Linked DNA regions of Homo sapiens: region 2 is linked to region 1. Evidence: chromatin loops called from intact Hi-C (ENCODE). Cell type or tissue: CD4-positive, alpha-beta T cell. All regions are shown on one strand. Links, peaks and the distances in the headings refer to the core of each region. The heading gives the core; the rest is flanking DNA.

Region 1 (11,102 bases), core at 1,410-9,409:
TTCAAAGTGCTAAACTTAAAGAGGAATAATAAATTGAGAGAACTTGTTCTAAAGCAGTAGTTATCAAATTTGGCTGTGTGTTATAATCATCAGGAAGATTTTCAAAAACTGATGGTGATGCCTTACCTTTTACATAATTAAATCTTTACCTCTTGAGGAGAAACCTAGGCATTTATATTTTAAAATCAATCCAGGTATTTTTATTTCACAACCAAGTTTGAGAACCATGGCTCTGTAGCATATTATTAAATATAATCTAATAGAAAGTATATATTAGATATTGCATATCCACATTATTTAAGACAGGAAAAATTGATGTAAGGATAGCAAGTAGATGAATAGAACAGCATAAAAGGGAAAAGACCCAGGCATGTATGGACACTATTTCTGAGTAAGGTTAACAGAGTAAGATGATAGAGAAAAGGCAGCTTTTCAATAAATGTCACTGCACCAATTGACTCTGTAGAAGAGAAAAATAAATATTGCTCTCAACTTCAAACCATATACAAAAACATAAACCCAGATAGACTACAGATCTGAAGGTGAGGGTAAACAATAGGATTTCTAGAAGATAATACATATTTTCATGAACTTAGGGTAAAGAAAAAAATTGTTGACAACACAGAAAAAGGAAAATATAAACTGACTACACTAACACGAAAGTGGAAAACTTTCGTCCATTAAAAGACACAATTTTGAAAATAAAATATGAAACTATAGACTAAGAAAGTAATTTGCAACACAGAAAATTGACAAAGAGTAAATATCCCAAATATATATATACACATAAACTCCATCAAATCAATAACAAAAATGTATAAAATTCAACAGAAAAATGAGCAAGAAATATAAACCACCTCTGCAAAAAAGAGTATTTCCAAAAATCCAAGAAATATATGAAAAGGTGCTCAATCTTATTAGTCATCAAGGAGATGAAAACTAAAACCATGAGCTACCACTATACTCTTGCCAGAATGACTAAAATTAAGAAGACTGATAATATCGTGTTACTAAGCATATGAGTTAATTGGAACACAAATATACTGCTTGTAGGAAAGTAAATTGGGTTACTTAAGAAACTTGCTTTTCATTAGCTTCCAAGGGTGAATGTACACACACAATATGACATAGTAATCCTACTTACTTTTATGCCCTACTTAATGCATATACACGTAGGCACACATGTACAAGAATTTTCATGACAAAATTACTGGAAACTCCAAGCCAGAAATAATCCAAATGCCTATTGGCAGTAGAATTAATACATAAATTGTAGTATATTCATCTAATGGAATAACATACACTGAAAATGAATGAACTATATATAAAACAGCATGGATTAGTTTCACAAATATAATGTTAAACAGATATACCAACCAGAAAAGAATACATACTGTAATTTTCCATTTATGTAAGGGTCATAAATGGACAAAAGTCATGATAGTGGTTACACTTGAGGGAGATAGTATATAATGACTGAGAAAGAGCACAGGATAGGGCTTCTGGAATACTTGGAATTTTCTATTTCTGGACCAGGGTGGCAGTTACATGAATGTGTTTACACTGTGAAAATGATCAAGGTATTTAGTTTTTTCCCTCTTAATTGAAGTAAAACATAGTAGTAAAATAATAAGGTATGAAGAAGATGGTCTGGACACATAGAGGGACACTACATTCTTTCTTAAAACAATATAGAATGTCAATTCTTTCCAACTTAATCTACCAAATCAATAAATCCAATAAAAATCCCAGTTAGATTTCTTATAGAATCAATTGATTTAATAAAAACTCATTGAAAAAGTTATGAGATATTATCTCACTTCAGTTAAAATAGCTTTTATCAAAAAGATAAAAAATAATGGATGTTTGAGAGGATGTGGAGAAAAGGGAACGTTTATACTCGATGGGAATGTGTATCAGTACAGTCACTATGAGAAACAGTGTGAAGTTTTCACACACACACACACACAAAAATAGAACTACTTACAACCTAGTAATCCCACTGCTGGATATATATTCAAAAGAAAAGATATCAATATATTACAGATACCTGCATTCACATGTTTTTACAATAGCCAAAATATGAAATCAACTTAAATGTCCATCAACAGATGAATAGACAAATAAAATGTGGAATATTATTCAGCCATAAAAAAGAATGAAATCCTGTCATTTGCAACAACATGGATAGAACTGAAGGACATTAGGTTAAGTGAAATAAGCCAGGCACAGAAAGACAAATATCACATGTTCTCATTAATTTGTGGGAGCTAAAAAAATTGATATCATGGAGATAGAGAGTAGAATGATGGCTACCAGGTGCTGGGAAGGGTAGTGGGAGGGGGATAGAGAGGGGTTGGTTGATTAATGGGTACAGAAACACAGTTAAAAGGAATAAGATCTAGTGTTTGGTAGTACAATAGGGTGACTATAGCTAAAAATAATTTACTGTATATTTCAAAACAACTAGAGTAGTGGAATTGGAATGTTCCTAACATGAAGAAATGGTAAAAGTTTGAGGCAATGAATAATATCCCCATTACTCTGACTTGATTATTACACACTGTATCAAAATATCACATGTATCCCATAAATATGTATATATATTATGTATCTATAAAAACATTTTTAAAGTCTATGAATATCTAAGCCAATTTAGGAAAAAAGGATTGAAAACAAGGGATTGGTCTATACATCATTTCTATATTAACATGTATTGCAAGGCCATAGTTACAAAAATAGTGTGTTTGGGGGCAGCTAAGAAAAAAAATAAACTAATGGAATAGAAGAGATATTTTAGAGACAGACTGATACAGAGGTGAACATATAATATGATTTGAAGGAGGCAACAAAAATCAATGGCGGAAAGATTGTCAGCTTAGCAAATGGTACCTGGAAATCAGGTGAACTGTATAGAGAAAACTAAAATTGGATCCCTGTACAATTCATAACATTGTCCTCCAAATAGACTAAAAACTAAATGCAAAATATGAAACCGTAAAGTTGATAAAAACAACATAGGAAAATATCTTTTTAAAGTAGACATAAAGAAAGACTTTTTACGTAAAGCCTAAAAAACACAAACCATGAGACAAAAAATGATTTGGGGCTGGCTTAGAAATAGAGACATTGATAATATGATTATACACGGCAAAACATAGTCTGATTCCAAAAATCAACTTACAAATTAGTTAAATAAAACTGTACACTAAGCTGATAACAGCCCATATCAATTCATCACCTGCAAGTATGTGTGTGTATATTTTATATATATATATATATATATAATATATATAAAAACTGGAGCTGACGTGTTAATCTTTCTTTTACTTTGCAACATAATATGTAATACATTATTTTGTCTACGAACAAGAAAGACCTGCCTACCAACAGTTAAGTTATTTTCCTGGTAGTTTTGTCTTGATCTGTTTCTACAACTGCTTCAATTCTACCACTCTTGAGGCCAGAAATACACCTACAGAATTATTAATTGTATTCTATGTATTCAAACTAACCATGTAAAGATTCTAGGTTGTATATTGGAGGTTATAATGTTCTTTCACCTGAATTAACATAGTGAGTTACACCAAAACTCACTATCTTATTATTCAATAAGTTTAATTGAACTCTGAGTTTCAACATCAATTTTTAAAAATTATCTTGTAGCAATAATTTCTATACCTTCAAATTAAAATTTTCATTATTTAAGGAATTTGGAGTTAGGCCACTACAGAGTGAGAAAAACATTGGTATAAGCAACATTTAGGAGCTAAAAGTTTGGGAAATATTTGGAAATACTTCTTTCTAAACACTGTGCCTTTGATAGTTGCTTTTGTTTTAGCAAGCTAAATTTTATTTTTTATATTGTGGAAACATAAATATTGATAACTAAATTTATTATTCTTGATTACAACCAATTTCAAAGCAAAGGCAGAAATAGTTCACCATTCAAGGCCTACAGAAAGCTCAAGAAGCTTCACTCAATTCCTTATTTCTGTCTGTCCCAGAGTCCTGTCTAGTTTCTCCCCTCTCCAACACCATTGGCTTTTGACGATTCGTTGGTCAGTTCATTACTTTCTTTTGTGATCGCCTTTCCTTTACCAGAACTCACATATTTGCTGTTAAAATTCCCCCCCTCCAATTTTCAAAAATGTATACTTTACAAGAATGTTCTAGCCAGTAAAGGTATTGGAGAGTGCTTACCTTCAAGATAGATGCCTGCCTGGATTTCTAGAACCCTGGGTAGGGTCCTGAGGTCAAGGGAGTGGACGAATTCTTCCAGTGATAATGCCATTGCTATGCCTTGGGTAGTTTGTAGACCTGGTGCTCACAGAAACTTGTGGCTTCTGGGTGACACTTGTCTGCAATTGCAGCCCCTGCTCACCATTTCTTCCTCAGGCAGGCAGGAATGTCACACTACAGCCAGAGTGGGGTGGAGTAGCTCTATGTGGGGAGGACAATGAAGAGGGAGGGGGGAAGCAGGAGACAAAAAATGTTATAGCTCTTTTTGTTCACATTGTGGCTTCATTTCCTTCTGACATTGAAGTTGAACAGGATGGGGGTGGGGTGAACAGACACTGCCCAAAAAATGAGACGTGCTAAGTAGCGCATTCTGTCCTTTGTTAATCCAGGTGTGCATCTACTATGGTAGCAAAACTGAGGTCAGAGTTGCTTGTGGCTTGCCCACCAACAAAGAACAGGAATATAGGACTAAAGTCTAATCTTAAAAATGGCACCATGTGAATTCATTATCTCTCTAGTTCATTTCTAAAGCTTGGCTTTGTGCCTTATTTGCATACTGTCAGTGCCTTTACATTAAAATTGGTAATAAAAGTGCTTTGCGTCAGCTCTTTTTAGAATTCTGATACTATACTCTGGAGAGAGTATTGAAACCACTTTTTATTCTTCCACATTAAAAATTTTGCTGAATCTTAAAGGAGGGTAGGGTAGGGATAGAATATGCAAAATGATACAGTAAATTAACAAAGTACATTAAAATGAGTTTTCTAATCTCTACACTATAGTAGAAAGTATTAAAATTACTTGTCAGGAAACCTGCATTTTCTGGGTTTAGTTCTGCTTTTGATTTACAGGCTAACGTCAGCCTTGTCTTCTCTGATTTTCATTTGTTTTATTTACTAAATGGAGATGAAGTAGAAGAGTCCAATAAATTTTATAATTTCTTCCAAGTTCACAATTCCACAATTCTGATCTTATTGTTGAAATTTAGGAGGGGAAATGATCAGCACCAAAGGAAGCAGGAGAAAACTCATGAACATTGATCTCTTCAAAATCCTGCCCCTCTCTATTTTTTGCATGTAACTGAAACAATATTTAAAATATATACAATTAAAGGTGGTAGTTCCTAAGTCTCTTTAAGGTAAAGTAGAAGAATATTGGTTGAGGCTGGGTACGGTGGCTCATACCTGTAGTCCCAGCACTTTAGGAGGCTGAGGTAGGAGAATTGCTTGAGCCCAAGAATTCAAAACCAGCCTGGGCAACATAGTGAGACTTTGTCTCTACAAAAAAATTAAAAAATTAGCCAGGCATGGTGGCACATGCCTGTAGTCCCAGCTGTGAGGAGGCTGAGGAAGGAGGATCACTTGAGCCCTGGAGTTTGAGGCTACAGTGAGTTGTGAACATGCCACTGCATTCCAGGCTGAATGACACAGCAAGACTCTGTCTCAAAAAAAAAAAAAAAAAAAAATAAAGAATACTGGTTGGTATGTATACACTTGAAAGATGACAGGAATCTACACGTTTTCTTTAGTAACCAAACCCAGGCACTTATCTATTAACTGTTTTGGCCTTAGGCTGCAGAGAGCATAGCCACATACAGAGGGTCAGGGGACATCTCAGTTCTACCATGGCCATCATGTAAATGACCTAGAAAGATAAAAACTGCCTAGTTTTGATATGGAGCTTATAAAACTGTTTCAACTCTTTGTAATCCTATTTGACATTTTCAATAATCAGTCCAGCTTCATTTCTTTCTTTATAAAAGTAGAATTTACGATTGACCACATCAACAGGTTTACTATCATTAGATTCAAATTCCTCACTGGCAACTTTTTTGTCCAAAAATGTCCTACCCTTGATCTGTCTGCCTTCCATACCCCTCCCCACAGTTTACAGCCTAGTAGTGTATTTCATGTGGATGAATACATGAAAGAGGCTTCTGTGGACTGCTCCTTAAAAATTATGAATCCGTTAGAACTGATGCCACAATACATTTCATTTGATATCTAATGCAAGCTGGATATCACTTATTTTTTTAATATTCCCAAGTCAAATTTCTATCCTACTAGCCAAACAGCCATTTCGTATCACCAATCTCTTACAATTACCTAGGCTCCATCTGCTTCTGCTCTCGCGACAGATGACGCTCTCTCTGTGATAATCATCTTCGTATTCTCAGTCTTAATTAATGACACTGCTATTCTCTTAGTTTCCCAAGCCGGAAGGCTTAGAATCATGTGAGATGCCATTTTTTTTCTCTAGCCGTTAAATCCATCAGGCCCTATAGATGGCAATACTCAGTACCACTCACTCTGTCTTTGCTCTATATCCCCACTGCTACTGCTTTAGACCAGATCGTAATCACTTCTGACACACAGGCAAAAAAATCCTGATGTGAGCAGCCAAGTTAAGGTTGACAAAGAAGAGCAATGAGTTCAAGAGTACTTGAATCATCAAGTAAAATGAATTATTGAAGTTTGGTCATTAGAACAGCATGTTATAGGTGTAATAATAGATTAACGAGAATTTTAAAAAAAAAACTAGACTGTATATAATAATTTACTATTTGAAAAAGGTGAAATTCCAAGGCAGTGGGAAAGAATGTTTTATTCAACAAATGGTTGTTAAATAATTGGGGAGAAAATTTCCCTAACTTTCCATGCAATGAAATTAAAGTTAGATACATTTTAAAATTAAATTTAAATAAAAATAAACCAGAGGGGAAAAATAGGAAAATGTCTGGAAAAGGGTAAGAAAATAACTATTTCTGAGTAGTAATTGAAGGAAAAAACTAATAATATATTTGACAACTAACTTATGAAATACTCCTGTAAATCAAAAAGGAGTTTGAACAAAATAGAAAAAAAAAAAAGCACATCCTTCAAATAAACAATGGCTTAGGTGGGTAAAGGCCACTTGTTAGTCAATATGCAAAATAAAAATATTCAAAGACTTCTATTTCTGGCTATGAGCTTGTATCTGACCACGTTTTCTACCAAAGGCACCTAGAAGAGCTGTATACTTTTTAAAAAAGCTGTTTTAAGAAACAAGAGAGCTGTCAGGGTGCAGAACATGAGAGGCCAAGATCCTGTAAAGCAGAGCAGAACCATTAGAGGAACTCCATATTCTGCACTTCTTTTCCCTCAAGGCTTTTATGGGTTAGTAACTGGCACCAAGAGAGAGTCTGAGAAGGCAAAAACTGGTGGCTCAGGAGGAGAGAACCTGAGTTGAGTTTTTGGCAGTTTCACATAGCAAAAGAGACCAAAATAAATTGGACTTTGGGAAGTAGCAATTCCTCCAGGAAAAGTCAGAGAAAGGTATTGCTCAGCACCACTTTTTCCCCTTAAAATTTTTTTGCTCATTGAAAGCAGTACAGGGTTGATTGTATGAGACACAAACAAGAGCATGGTTGGTAGGAAGCTGAAGAAGCCAAGGAGTGCTTTCAGCAGTCTTGCAGAACTGGGAAGCCAGGGCCAGCCAAGGAGGGAGCAGGAGTCACAACAAATGCCTGTGTTCTCAGTTGGGGCTCCTGAAGGCTGCTTCCTAAGAGAAAGGGTTGCCTATAAATAGAACTAGCTTTACAAAAACTGAAGCTTAGACTAAAATTAGCTCAATCCCTCATTGGATTAAAGTGGTCTGCCCCTATTCTTGCTGCCAGATAGAAGCAAATGTAAATCCTCCTGTTGAGGAAAAGCAGCCAGAACTTCTGTAATATTTAAAAATACAACATCTATAATTAAGTATGAAATGAATGGGAATGCCAGAAGACAGGACAGAGAAAGACAGAGAGAAGGGAGACCACAGAAACAAACTCATGGGGTAATTCCGATATTGGAATTATTAGTCCTGCAATTTAAGATAATTTTGATAAACATGTTCAAAACTAGAAGACAAGAAGGAGAAAAGAACTGCCATCTATAGAAAGTATCGGATGAAAATTCTAGAGTTAAAAAATACAGTAACTGAAATTAAAAATTCAATAATTGGTTTTAACAGCAAATGGGACATACAGTAAGAGAGGATTGTTGAACTGGAAATGGGAGCGTAGGAAATATCTGCTCTCTCTCTTTCTCTCTCACTCTCTCTCTCTCTATCTATCTATCTCTGTGTCTCTGCAGAGAGATATTTCAGCCATAGTGGAAAGATCTTATATGTAAACTGAGTCCCAACGTGAGAGGAGAAATAATAGTGGGAGAAGAAATATTTTAAGAGATAATAGCTGAAGATTTTCCAAAGTTGAAAAAGGCATCAATCCATAGATTCAAGCCTTGCCAACACCACCAAGGAGGATAAATGCAAAAGAAGGCACACTAAGGAACATCATACTAAAACGTTAAAAAGCCAAAGTCAAAGAGAATATCTTAAATGCACTCTGAAGAAAAGAAATTGTCACTTTCAAAGGATCACCAATAAGATGATAGCTGACTTACTAACAAAAACCAATAAGGGTAGAACACAATGGAATACCATCATTAAAATGCTGAAAGAAACCAACTACCAACTTGATATTCTAAATCCAGAGACGCATGAAAGCAACAGCAAAATAAAGACATTTTCAGACAAACAAAAACTAAGAAAATTCATCACCAGTAAACTCTCACTAAAAGAAATACTATAAAGGGTGTTCTGCAGGCGAAAGTAAAATGATCTCAGACAGAAAGTCAAGACCACAGGAAGGAATGAAGAGGGTGAATATGTCAGTGAACTGAATATATTGAGTTCCCAAAACAATAATTAATGGCTTGTGGAGTTTTGAATATATCTGCACTATATATAGTTCATGCAATATATTGTAAAATATAGCAGTAATGCAAAAGCAAAACTGATAATGAAGTTAAAATGTTCTAAAGCATTAGCCTTCTAGAGAAGTTGCAAAAGTGATGTTTAATATCAGAGTTAAATAAATAAAAACACATGTAATTTCTAGGAAAGCCACTAAAAATGGTAAATGAATGATAAAATTAATTAATCCAAAAAAGACGAGAAAGAAAAGAAAAAGAACCTCAAAATTGCTAGCAAACATTATGATGGTATACATAAACTCAATTATACTCTTAAAATAATTTAAATGAAATAATTACATTTAAATGAAATAATTTAAATGTAATTAAATGAAATAATTTAAATGTAATTTAAATTAAATAATTTAAATGAAATAATTTTTACAAATAAAAATTAAATAGTTTAATAGTTCAAGTAATAAACTAATGTTGGCAGATAACATTTAAACACATAAATCTACTTAAAAATATACAATTTAGTTATAAGTTTATAGAAAGTCTAAAGATGAAAAAATGGGAAAATAAATACCATAAGACATTAAGCAAAAGAAAGCTCATGAAACTACATCAATATTACATCAATTAGATTTAAAGACAAGAAGGATTATAAAAGATAATAAGGTTATTTGTTTAATAATGAAAGGGTGACCAATTCTTAAAGAAAATTCACAGCTTTCAATAATATACCTTCAAAATATCTAAAGCAAAATTGACCAAATGAATGGAATCAGAGTAAAAACCAACCTGACAGAAAAAGCAAATATTTATTTCATAAAATTCATACTGTTAATGGTGCAATGTTTAGTCACTCATCTATATTACAAACTGTTGTGATCTATCTTGAAATCAATTTGATGTAGCAATTTCACATTTAGATATAATCAGATACACACAAAGATTTATTTATACCATCAACTGAAGCATTTATTACTTTAATGACCAAAAAAAGGAGGAGAAAAGAAAAGAAAATGCATTTCACATTACCCTAATAATTCAAACAGGGAAGTTCCTGTTGGAAAAAAAATATTGTCCTCACACCAGTCTTGCTACTACTTAACACATCTTTTTAAAATTTCTGCTAAAGAACAGAGAAGGACTTGGCTATGAAATGATGATTAAATTATAGTTAGTATCATTATTGCCAATGATTTCTATCCCAAGAGAAGTATTGTTGAAAAGAAAAAGAAAAGAAAAATGGCTCAAAGCAAACTTTACGTAAAATACCAATTCGTTTGTTAGATTCTCTATAGCTGCTTTCCTAAAAAGTAAGTAGAACTGTCTGAATGTTAAAAAACAAAAAAAAAAATTCACAAGCAGAGAAATAAGCTTCAGCAGTAGAGGCTTAAAACTATATTATAATATTTCAGTGCAATGTAATATTTCTTTGAGTAAAGAATAAACCCTTATCTCCAAGTAGATAGTATCGGAAAAAAACAAAAACGAAGAAATCTTAGAGATTATTCTGACTGGTATCTAAATCATTCATTCTCTGAAACTTTCTTTTCATTGGTTATTTCTAAAGAAGAAAAAATTAGGCTTATAGGAATCACTCCTGTGATTTTGGATTAACCAAAAGGTGCCATTTATTGGTTCGTCATTGAAAGGTTTACAGCATTTCTACCTACAAAATAAGCTTGCTCTGGGGAATCATACAATACCATTAGGGCATTAGGCTCGGATTTTTTTTTTTTTTTTTTTTTTTTTTTTTGCATGAGCGACATTTCAGGGATATCCTGCTGTTGTGTGACACCTGGCAGCTCAAGATTTGTATCTCATAGATTCAAGTGCAATGGAAGAGACTACCTTCTCCTAGTTATACCTGGAAAAGTCCCAGGATAAACTGTGATTGATCAAACTTGGCTCACATGTATATGTCTCAGCCAATCATTATGACTAGAAAATGAAATATGCTAATTTCCCATAATTTCAGGTTCACGGGCTCTACTTTGGATTTTATTAGGCAGTTGTCTCAGCTAAATCACAAAAAGTGTTGGAAGAGGAGATATATCAAAGGGAAATAAGTGAGCTAATTACCCAAAAGAGAAGGAATGGGTATGTGATAAACAAAATCATAGTACACCC
Region 2 (11,102 bases), core at 1,690-9,689, 49 kb after region 1:
CAAAAGCTTGAATATATATTGTGTCATGTTTTTGATTATTACTTTAGTAACACACTAGTTGATATAAATGTTTAGTGTTCAGAACTAATGCATTAGCTCCCTAAGCTGCCAGGAGTGTTACTGCCAATGGCTTCCAGTTGAGTGTATCTCTAGGAATTGTTGTTGGTTGAAAGAAGTTGCCTCAGTCAAGATTAAGACATTTCCTTGAAGGCTGCTTGAATTTAATGAGTAGTCAGAGTTGTGGTACAAAGATCTTGATCCCCTGACTCAATAGAGACAATCATGAAGGGCTATCCCAGTTACAGGAATCTCCACAGGATCAGTTGAAGCCTCTGGTGCAATTCATTGCAGTTCAATTTTATCTTCTGCCCAATCTTGCCTCCCTCATCCCTTACTTGTGTTGGTCTCTAGTAAATGCCCTGTAAATAAATCTGCACCTAAATCCCAGAGTCCTGGAGTCTGTTTTCTGGGGAATCCAACATAAGAGAGTTGGTTCTGGGAATGTCCATAGGAAGCAAACCCCATAAATGTGATTTTAGAGCTAGATTCGCTGTGGGTCGTATGGTAATAAGGACACCATCATTGGAGGTAGATGAAGCACTCACAGCCCCTGGCACATGTTTGCAGTATGAGTAAAACTTATACCAGTGATGAATGGGGATGAGATACTTATGAAATGTAATTCACTGGCAGGTGTAATATATTAAGATTTTTAGATACTTGGGGAAAATAATAATTATAAGAATGATAGGATCAGATAGTTACTGATGAGACACATGACATATTGGAAAAAGACAGTGGAAAGATGAAGGTGATTAATCACCAACATAAGGTAAAATGGTAAAGCCCAAGAGTTTCCTTGACATCACATAGAGGCTCTCATTTCCATCAGCTACAGAGTACAAAAGGCTGAGCATGAGACCCAGTAATTAATTATAAGAGAACCTGCTCCAGAGTAGGTTGCATTCTCAACCCTGTCAGGTCTGATATGCCAAGGTCAAAGCACTGATTGAGAAACGGGGGGACCCTGAAACTTGGAATGGGAACTCCTGGGACAATGTACTAAAAGATCCTGAATTTCAATAATCCTCGGAACCCAAAGACTGCAGAAATGTCTCACTTCTCACCCTTAATAACCATCACTCTCCCCTTATTTTGAAGACAATGTATAGATTTTTGATTGAAAGACACCAGTTTCTCTACTCAAGATATAGCACCACTTTCTCTACTGACTGCTAGAAAAATAACTGGGATTGGGTTATAACCCAATCCATAATCCCTAGCCATAACCAGGCCAGGAAAGTGCAGGGCCTTCTAAGGGAAGAAAGTCATTATATACCAAAGCTATCAAAGGACCTAGGCAACATGTATGGGTTGTAGTTGGGAGATTACATATGAACCTGAATCTTGAGAGCACTATAACAAGAGGGATGGAATGCGAAACTAGGCAAGGACATGTTTATCATATGGGATCACTCTCCGACATAAGATTTAATACACTGGCAGGAACCCTGGAAGATGGTACTCTTATACTGCTAGACTGGCCCTAGGATGCTTGGAAAAAGTGATGACTCATACTAAGTGAAGTGGAAACTGCCAGAATGAATGGTGAAGGAAAGAATTAAAGAGCTAAAAAATACCATGTTAGAGTTCATAGTCTACCCTGAAAACAAGTCACAATTCTCTACTCAGTTTCCAGACCTAAGCTAGTTCTTAGATCTGAAATCACTGACTGAAGGAGAGGCTGATTGACCATGAGAAAGGAACCTGCAGCACCATGGCAGGTATACAGATAATAGTTTCCCCGGTCCCTCTCCAAAAGGAACCACTACCATTTGCTCAAGTACCTGTACATCAGAAAAACGAGAATACTCAAAATATTAGAGGACTGTAGGAAGTATCCACATTCCCTACCCTCATTAGAGTGATGGGTATGGGAGTAAGATGTTAAGTGTAGTCCTGTCCCAGATCCAACTCACAGTGAGATCACTTATTCCATGGACACATCCTGTAGTCATTTCTCTAGTCTCCAAATGTCCGATTCAATGGATATCTTGGTGGCTGGAAAAGCTCCACATTGGTTTCTTGATCTGTGAGATGAGAACTATGTGTAGTGGGGGGAAATCAAGGGGATTTCTCTGAAACTTCCTCACAAGAGAGTAAGTCAAGACTAATATTGCCCAACTCAATGAGTGTACTAAAACACATTGAGTTATGCAGTTTAAATAGGTGAATAGTATGATATGTTAATTATATCTCATTAAAATGTTTAAAATTGCAATTTGGGGAAATGGCATACAGTAATGTTACCTTTAGACACCTAGAAAATGCACCTTAACATATCTCCATTTCATTTACCAATCTGGCACCTAGAGAAACCAGATACATCCTCTTGGTAACGGTGGTTACTGCAAACTCAATTAAGCAGCAACTCCAATTAAAATTGGCATTTCAGATATATTATCTTTACTAGCACAAATTAACATGGACTTGGGAACATGGTATATAGCCATTGACCTAGCAAATTTGTTATTTTCATTTCTATCAGGGAAGAGGACCTAAAGTAGTTCACATTCACATGAGATAAGCAATAGCATCTATTTGTGATCTTGCCCTGGAGCTGCAGTATTTCTGACACTCTGTTGTAATATAGCTGGAAGCAACCTGCACATTTGGACATTTCCAAAAAAAAAAAGAATTCTTTCAATTCAATGAAAAACTGCTAATTAGACCTGATGAACAAGAAATGGCAAATACATCGTAGGCTTTGGTAAGAAACAATCACTTCTGATGGCAGCAGAGAAACTCTACAAAGAATCAGTGACATGCCACATCAGTAAAGATTTTAAGAGTTTAAGAGGCAGGCCGGGTGCAGTGGCTCCCACCTGTAATCCCAGCAATTTGAGAGGCCAAGGAGGGTGGATCACGAGGTCAAGAGATCGAGACCATCCTGGCCAACATGGTGAAACCCTGTCTCTACTAAAAATACAAAAATTAGCTAGGCGTGGTGGCAGATGCCTGTATTCCCAGCTACTTGGGAGGCTGAGGCAGGAGAATCACTTGAACTGGGGAGGTGGAGGTTGCAGTGAGCCAAGACTGCACCACGGCACTCCAGCCTGGCAACGGAGCCAGACTCTGTCTCATAAAAAAAAAAAAAAAAGAGACAGGGACTGGTTGGAATCCTGTCATGACCATCATTTTGAAGGAAAAAAAAAGAGTGTAGCGGTGGGTCAGACTGAGACATACAAATATAAAGAACAAAGAACTGTCCAAATTAGAGAACTAAGAATTGCATTTTGAGCCGCTAAAGTAGAAGGATGTGTAATGCCTAGCAGAACTCTCCCAATTCTGGAGGCAGTATATATGCCATACTTGGGAAAACTATATCATCCCATTTACTGATAAGGAAGGTTACTGACTTTAAACGGGGTCCAGAGCAGGAAAGGGCACTGCAACAGTTCCGAGCTGCCGTGCATACAAGCATTCCTGCTGCTTGGGCCCTTCGATCTGGCAGACCTTCTTATGTTAAAGTTATCTGTGTTGGGAAAGATGCCATATGGCATTTAGGGTACCACCAAATAGAAGAGTAACAGTATGGGTTCTGGAGCAACAGTATGGGTTCTAAACATCTCCATATTGTCTGATGTTTAGATGATTGAGCATCATTCTAAAAATAGATGTTGGTTTTTGACTGGGTCCTGGTAGAAATGGAGCATCTGAACCTGGATGCACAGTGACAGAACTACCCACCTTGAGTTGGGTTATCTCAGACCCACCAAGTCATAGGGTCAATCAGACCTAGCAGTAATCAATCCATTGTAAAATGGAATTGGTATCACTTGGAGCAAGCAACAGTAGTGAAGTCAACTGCACAATCGAATAGTTCAGAAGTCTGTGCCATCCACTACTGCTGCACCAGTACCCTTCTCTCATCAAACAGCTATAGTAAATGAGAGAAGTCTTTTATGGCCAGCTGACACAGGAGGCAGAGGGCCATGCAAAGTTCATAAATTGGTTAGTTCAGCACATGGGTGCACGTTGACAATAGACTGCTATTCTACTGCAGGCCCACTTAGTGGTGGCCTTGAAAGACAGTGGCTAGAAGAAGAAATTATAGCACTCAGTAAAGTTTTGGGCAGTGCCTCTGGTCATGCACTTTGCAGGAAAATATAAGTAGACATATATGCATGGATTCATGGATAATGACCAGTGGCTTGGATCTTTGCTTGGGGCCCTGGAATGAAAAAAAAAATTGTAAGATTGCAGACAAGGAGATTTGGGGAAGATATATGTGGGTAGAATTATCAGAGAAAGCATATTGCATATTAAAACTAGAGAATATCCACCGAAACCGAGTGGACAGAATTATACAGCTAATCGATGTTTACACAGCTTCTGTTCTTAGCCACTGCCAAATGGCTGGGGTGACAGCCACTGACAGGTGGTTGCAAGTTCAGTACATTGGATTTCATCTATGCTAGAATAACCAGTGATTTATGTTGATTGGAATCAACAGTTATTCTGGGTATGGGTTACCTTTTCTGCTTGAAGGGCTTTAACCAGTACCATTCTCCAAAGGTTTATAGAGTTTTGATCCACCAATACAGATCCCATGTAACAGTAAATAAAACCAAAGGAACTATTTTAAAGCAAAGGAAGTTCATCAGCAAGCTCATGGTCACGGGATTCACTTGTCCTCTTACTTTCTATACTACCCAGAAACCATCAGATGATGGAGTGATAGAGTAGCTTATTAAAAGTACAGATGCAGCACCAGTTTGGATGTAAAGATGAGGCACCAACTTGGATAATAGGGCACTATCTTTCATGATGAGACACTTAACACATTGATATTCATTATATTGTGTTGTGCTCCCCATATGTAAATACATTGCAACAGGAACCAAGGGGTGAAAGTAAGAGTGGCCTCAATGATCATCAAGCTGAGTGACTTACTTGGAAGTTTGTATTCTGTACCTTTAACTCTAGGCTCTTTTAGCTTTAGAGATTTAGGAACACTCCCTCCCACCAAAGGACAAAGTGAGAGTCCCATTAAACATTAAGTCAAAGTTGACCTCTGGTTACCTTAGTCTCTTTATACCTAGAGCTTGGTGGGAAAAGAACAATGTCAACATCCTTGCAGGTATAATTGATCCTGATCTTCAGGGGGAGACAAGGCTGATGGTATACAATGTGGGCAGGGAAGGATTCATTTGGCATCAAAGTGATGCACTGGCGTATCTGTTGGTGTCCACTATTAACAGGTAATAGTCAAGTATAGCAGCTGTGCTTGAGAAATACATGGGGATTAGGAGCTCTCACTCCTCTTGGACGAAGGTCTGCATCACTCAACCACGTGAGCCATCAAGACAAGCAGAGGAGCTAGTTAAGGGTGAAGCAAACTTAAAATGATAAATATCCTTGAAATTAGCCACAGCACCGGAGTTTGTAGTTTGTACTGTTAATCTTCCTCTTGTATGTTTCCCTGGTGGTAGAGACCAACCATAATCTTGTAGGAGCTGCCTCCAGACAGGGTGAATTCACTACATTATATGAAGTAAAAGATCCAGAGACACACAGGAGTGAACTGTAGTGAACGCTATAGCGTTAGACACACAACTTTCTTTAAGGCCATGCACCCATCATCCAGCTGCCAGAATTGTTGACTACTGACAGCACTTAGCTGAATGCCCCTCCAGATATCACCCATGGTTGGTGGAAGCTTCCTCATTTAAGGTTCTGTCCTTTGCCTCTGGGTAGGCTGCAGCCAATGACCGGTTCATGGAGCGATACAAAGGCCTGGCCTCTGCCTCAATGGAGGCAACCCTGAAGAGGCACCCGAGACTTGTTAGAACTGCCTGGTGGTTAAACTCCTTCTGCTCAATCCTGCTTCCCTCAACTGGCATGTGTGTAGTTCTCAGGAACACTACCCAACACACTGCCTGCATGCTAATCTCCATTTCCGGGTCTCTTTTTGGGGAAGCTAACCTGCAACATTTGCCAACTCTGCTAGAATAATACTTCCTTTTTTTCTTACCTAGCCATTATAAATGTATACGTGATGTTATTCTTTCTCGGACAATAAATAGTACTTTTAAACTCATGTTTAAATGATTCTTTCATGTCTCCTGAAGGCCTGGTGTCAAATTCCACTGAACCCTCTTTCCTTTGCCTTTTTCCTAAGATTGCCAGACCTGGGTACCTGCAGGCACAGCTGAGGAGACCTGGCATTTTCTCATCTACTCTTCAAAAGTGCCATGATCTAGTTCCTCTATTGCTACAGCAATAGCATAAAGACAAACCTTGCAATGGCCTCTTTTAATATGAAACAATTCAGTTTTTACTTTACCAAAGCCACCAATTTCCTGTACTTTTAAGCCTTTGTCTCACTTCAAGAACCACAAAACACAATCATTAACAAACACCAACAGTATTTCTCAGTCTTAATTCAAGTTTGATGTTTCAGTTTAAGTTCTACCACAGAAAAAAGTCTCCAGAAAAGTGTCCTTTTTGGTTGCCTGGATAACTTTTCATTAACAAAATAAAGTCCAAACTCCTGTCAATGTTAGGTCCTTTGTGCTTTGTCTTTAAATGAATCTCCACTCTGATCCTGCTAAACTGATTGGTATACAATTTATATCTCGTCCATTTTTTGTAGTACTCTCCTCTCTCATGGCTCTTCCACCTATTAGTCAAGCCCCATCTCTTATAACATCTGTGATGAAGTTTTGTATGACCAACAGAGAGAAAAACAGAGTGGTGGGCCCCCAATCGCTTATGGGAGAAAGACCATAATCCCTCCCACAGCTTGGAAGGTCCTGTATGGGACAGCTTCTCTGTCCAACTCCAGCTTTCTCTGGCACATTGCTTTCTGAGTTTCAGTCCCATTCACATTTTTCTCTTTGTAGCACCGACGTTCTTCCTGCCAAAGGGTTATTTGGATACCTTTCCTCATACTTCTTACATTGCCTCTGTCCTGGAAGCTCTAGTCTTTTGCAAGAGCTTCCTCATATTCTTTCAGATCTAATATCAGTTTTCACTTCCTCAGGGAAACTTTACCCTATTTCCCAGAATAGGTAAGAATTCCATTACGTGCTCTCACAGAACCCATAATTCTGCTTATAGCTGTAGCTATGTTCTAGTTACCCTGTATTTCTTATTTAGTGCTTTTCTTATTAACTTAGTCAAGGTTTGGGTAGAAAATCAGAAATAGGCACTTTATGACAAGCATGGTGACTCACATCTGTAATCCTAGCACTTTAGGAGGCCGAGGCAGGTGGATCGCTTGAACCCAGGAGTGTGAGACCAACCTGGGCAACACAGCGAAACCCCATCTCTACAAATAATACAAAAAATTAGTGGGGCATGGTGGCCTGCACCTGTGGTCCCAGCTACTCAGGAGGCTGAGGTGGGAGGATTGTTTGAGCACAGGAGGTCGATGCTGCAGTGAGCCATGTTCATGCCACTGCACTCCAGCCTGGACAACAGAGTGAGACCATATCTCAAAAATAAATAAATAAATAAATAAGACATACCCACTTTAGGCCAGGCGTGGTGGCTCACACCTGGAATCCCAGCACTTTGGGAGGCCGAGGCGGGTGGATCACGAGGTTAGCAGATCGAGTCCATCCTGGCCAACATGGTGAAACCCCATCTCTACTAAAATACAAAAAATTAACTGGGTGTGGTGACGTGCGCCACTAGTCTCAGCTACTCAGGAGGCTGAGGCAGGGGAATCGCTTGAACCCAGGAAGTGGAGGTTGCAGTGAGCCGAGATAGCACCACTGCACTCTAGCCTGGCAACAGAGCAAGACTCCAACTGAAAAAAAAAAAAAAAAAGACATACCCCACTTTAGGTATGTCGAGGAGGAAGGGACTAAATATAGGAATGTAAGACTTACACAAGACTTTGGAAGGGAGGAAGAGCAAAGCCTGGGAGGAAACTGACATCAGAATTCAGGAGCCCATAAAGTGCAGGAGTCATTTGTGATCTGGGCTGAGCCTCTGTGGTGAATTTGTAAGCTAAGGCCTAAAAGCTGCTGGCAAAACCTCCTATGAGCCATCTGCCAAAGCCCATGCAGTTCTCTTACACGCCGTAGGAGATTACTACCTTCTGCTTCTTTTCTTCCTTCTAAATCTCTTGCAAACCTCTCTCATTACCAGAATCTAATCTGCTGGTAAGCATTTTAGGCAATGTAGTTCGGCAGCTTCTAGAACAAGTTTGACAAACATTTCTATAAAAAGCCAGATAGTCAATATTTTAGGCTTTAGCTATTGTAGTATAGATTGCACCCACACTAACATTTGAGTTTTGGATAATGATTACACATTACAAACTCCTAGTTTTCATTTGATTCTTCCCCAAAACCTTTTTTTTTTCTTTCTTTTTTTTTTTGAGCTGAGGCCTTTCTCTGTTGCCCAGGCTGGAGTGCAGTGGCATGATCTCGGCTCACTGCAACCTCCACCTCCCAGGTTCAAGCAATTCTCCTGTCTCAGCCTCCCGAGTAGCTGGGATTACAAGTGCCTGCAACCATGTCCGGCTAATTTTTTGTGTTTTTAGTAGAGACGGGGTTTCACCATGTTGGCCAGACTGGTCTTGAACTCCTGACCTCAGACAATCCACCCACTTTGGCCTCCCAAAGTACTGGGATTACAGGTATGAGCCACTGCGCCTGGCCCCGCTAAACCATTTTAAAATGTAAAAATTATTAATTTGTGATCAGGACAAACAGGTGGCAGGTTAGATTTGGCCCATAGGCAGTTGTTTGCCAACCCTTTGTCTAGACCCTGCAAAACAAGAAGGGTCTTGTACCTAACTAACAAAACTACAATTGTTTTATCATCTCAATGGTATCATAGATGTGAGTTCAGGAAGAGGAGGTGAAGAGCAGGAGCAGATGCTAGAGGATTCTGAGCCACCACTCCTGAAATATACTTGTGGTTTCTTCACATTTTCAAATTCAGTCTTATATTCATATGTATAAGTTACATTTAATCACGAAAAACGGCTGCACACATCCCACTTCGTAATTCTATGGGTCAGATAGCACTCAGTTCTTAATGGTAGCTCCATACCTATATCGCTGGTGTTCCATACCACCATCATCTGCTTCTTTTCCACCAGGGCCAAGAAACAAACTAAAAGCAGCCTTACCAATGGAGGATAGTAGTTTGAAGAAGAGGAATTAGCCTTACTCTAAAACCTCAGCGGTCTGGTGATGTCATTGTTGCTGGCAACAGATTTTATCCCTTTCTGCCACAAATACTTCAAGTACAATTCACTTTGCTGGGTCACAGGTCTAAGTGATGGGTCAGCTTGCACAGAAGCCTGGACCTGCTGCATAACCCCACCTTGCTCTAAATATCCCTTGGAACAGGTAGCTGTATAGGTTACCTGGTGGTTGGGCCAGAGTAGTATATCCAAATATGGAATTTGTCGCGTCCCAGTTTCAATGAGACATACTGAATGCTAGAGCTCTTTCTTTTGTGGACTGTGCAAAGTGAGACAACTTGTTTCTAATTTGAAAAGGAATATTCTGCCATTTTCACAGCATTGTCACACTAGAAACTTCATATGATCACAAGTCTATGAACTTTCACATGGTTTGTCTCCCTTCCTTGGTCATGTGTTTGTCTTCCTAAGGCATCAGGTTGTTAGTTTCTTCCTGATGACATGGTAAAATTAATATGCTCCAACATGGCATTCTACTGGGTGTCAAGATAATCAAGCTCCCTCTAGACCAGGAAGCAGCTATTCAAAGTACGTGCCTGCAACAGTGAGGTAAGGAGCTTCCACCAGAAAATAAATCAATGCACTACTCCTTCATCAAAAAAGTCTTTCTAAGAAAAAAATTGTCAGCTGAGCCAAACGGTGTGCTTAGTGGTATAGTTCACATTCTGGTGCAAACTTCCTAATTCATTGGGGATAAATAAGAAACATGGACCAGAAACCAGTTCACAGATGACACTTTGAGGATCACTGCTCTAGTCTAGACCTCAACATGACAGAGATCAGATATTGTCTTGATAAAAGACAGCAAAGTTGTACTGCTGACCCTCTGGGCAAAGGTGAGGTGTTACAGGTTATAGTTACTGATGGAAACTAAAAAGAAAGCATTTGCTAGGTCAGTAGGTTCATATTGCATGCCAGAAGCTGATGTGTTTTAGTAAAGGTACCAGCCATTTCTTGCCTCAGATTTCCAGGTTTCAATTTCCCCAGGGCAAAAAGTCTGTCTATGCAACTCATCAAATATATAAGTGACTCAACTCCATATACGATTTGATGAACTGTGTTTTAGGGGAACTTCTGGAACCAATTACAGTATAAGTCAAGAGTTCAGCAGGAAATTGATGGCATACTCAAATAGTTAATTGAGGGATTTTTGTTGTTGTTGTTGTTGTTGAAAAGACTATTTACAGTAGTACCAATAAGGGTTGGTAAAGCACCCAAGAAGTAACAAAGCTATAAGTTATCATCCCTGGGCCTGAATGGAGACAAGAATAAAGCAGTGTTACTGGAACCTGGAGGGCTGAAGTTATGGGGCAAATGGCTCCCTCCCAGGACATTGATAGAGGAATTGCAGCCATTATAAAAAATGTGGACCAGTATGGGGAATGTACCACCTCCCTTTCCTCCCACCAGCTGGTCTTTTGTTGGTGCCTTGCCTTGGCCAAACCAACTCTAAGGCAGAAAGCAAGGGACCCCGGGTGATGCAGATTCAAGAAGTTAGCCTCCCATAACAGAGAGCCAAGTAGAGAAGGGCAGAGACTGATGCTTAAGAGGCAAATAGAGAATAACATTCATTCATACATAAGAGAAAGTTTTGATAAAACAGGTTATATCTCCACAATCAAATATCATACAGTAATTTTTAAAATGAACTAGATTTCCAATGTAAATAAATCTCAAAAACATATTAAGAGAAAAACAGTAAGCAGCAGCAGGGTACCCACAGTCTAACATTTACATAACATTTAAAATCCAGTAAAACCATATTTTATGGATATATAAATATGGAGGAAAAAGATGTTCTTGCAGCTGGGAATGCAGTTCTGTATACATTAGTGTTATGGGTTGAATATATCTGAAAATATCCCCATTC

The links. Peaks named below come from ENCODE experiments on the same cell type or tissue, not always from the same donor. Only the 100,000 strongest peaks of a DNase experiment are listed, where the experiment ranks them.
Region 2: it touches region 1 in a loop (3-fold over the local background); 5 of 110 quality-filtered maps call a loop at or near these places.

What each region holds. Positions count from the first base shown.
Region 1 is chr6:127,896,639-127,907,740 of GRCh38, forward strand. It overlaps THEMIS (thymocyte selection associated), which reads right to left and starts at 4,420. Exons shown (of 6, transcript NM_001010923.3): 1 at 4,204-4,420. The coding sequence starts at 4,294. In CD4-positive, alpha-beta T cell, for the core only: no CTCF peak of the experiment used is centred there; DNase peaks (open chromatin) are centred at 4,513 and 6,483; H3K4me3 peaks cover 3,564 bases; H3K27ac peaks cover 3,452 bases.
Region 2 is chr6:127,945,020-127,956,121 of GRCh38, forward strand. No RefSeq gene overlaps it. Among named protein-coding and RNA genes, the nearest start is that of THEMIS, 50 kb to the left of the region's middle. In CD4-positive, alpha-beta T cell, for the core only: no CTCF peak of the experiment used is centred there; a DNase peak (open chromatin) is centred at 6,352; H3K4me3 peaks cover 819 bases; H3K27ac peaks cover 1,217 bases.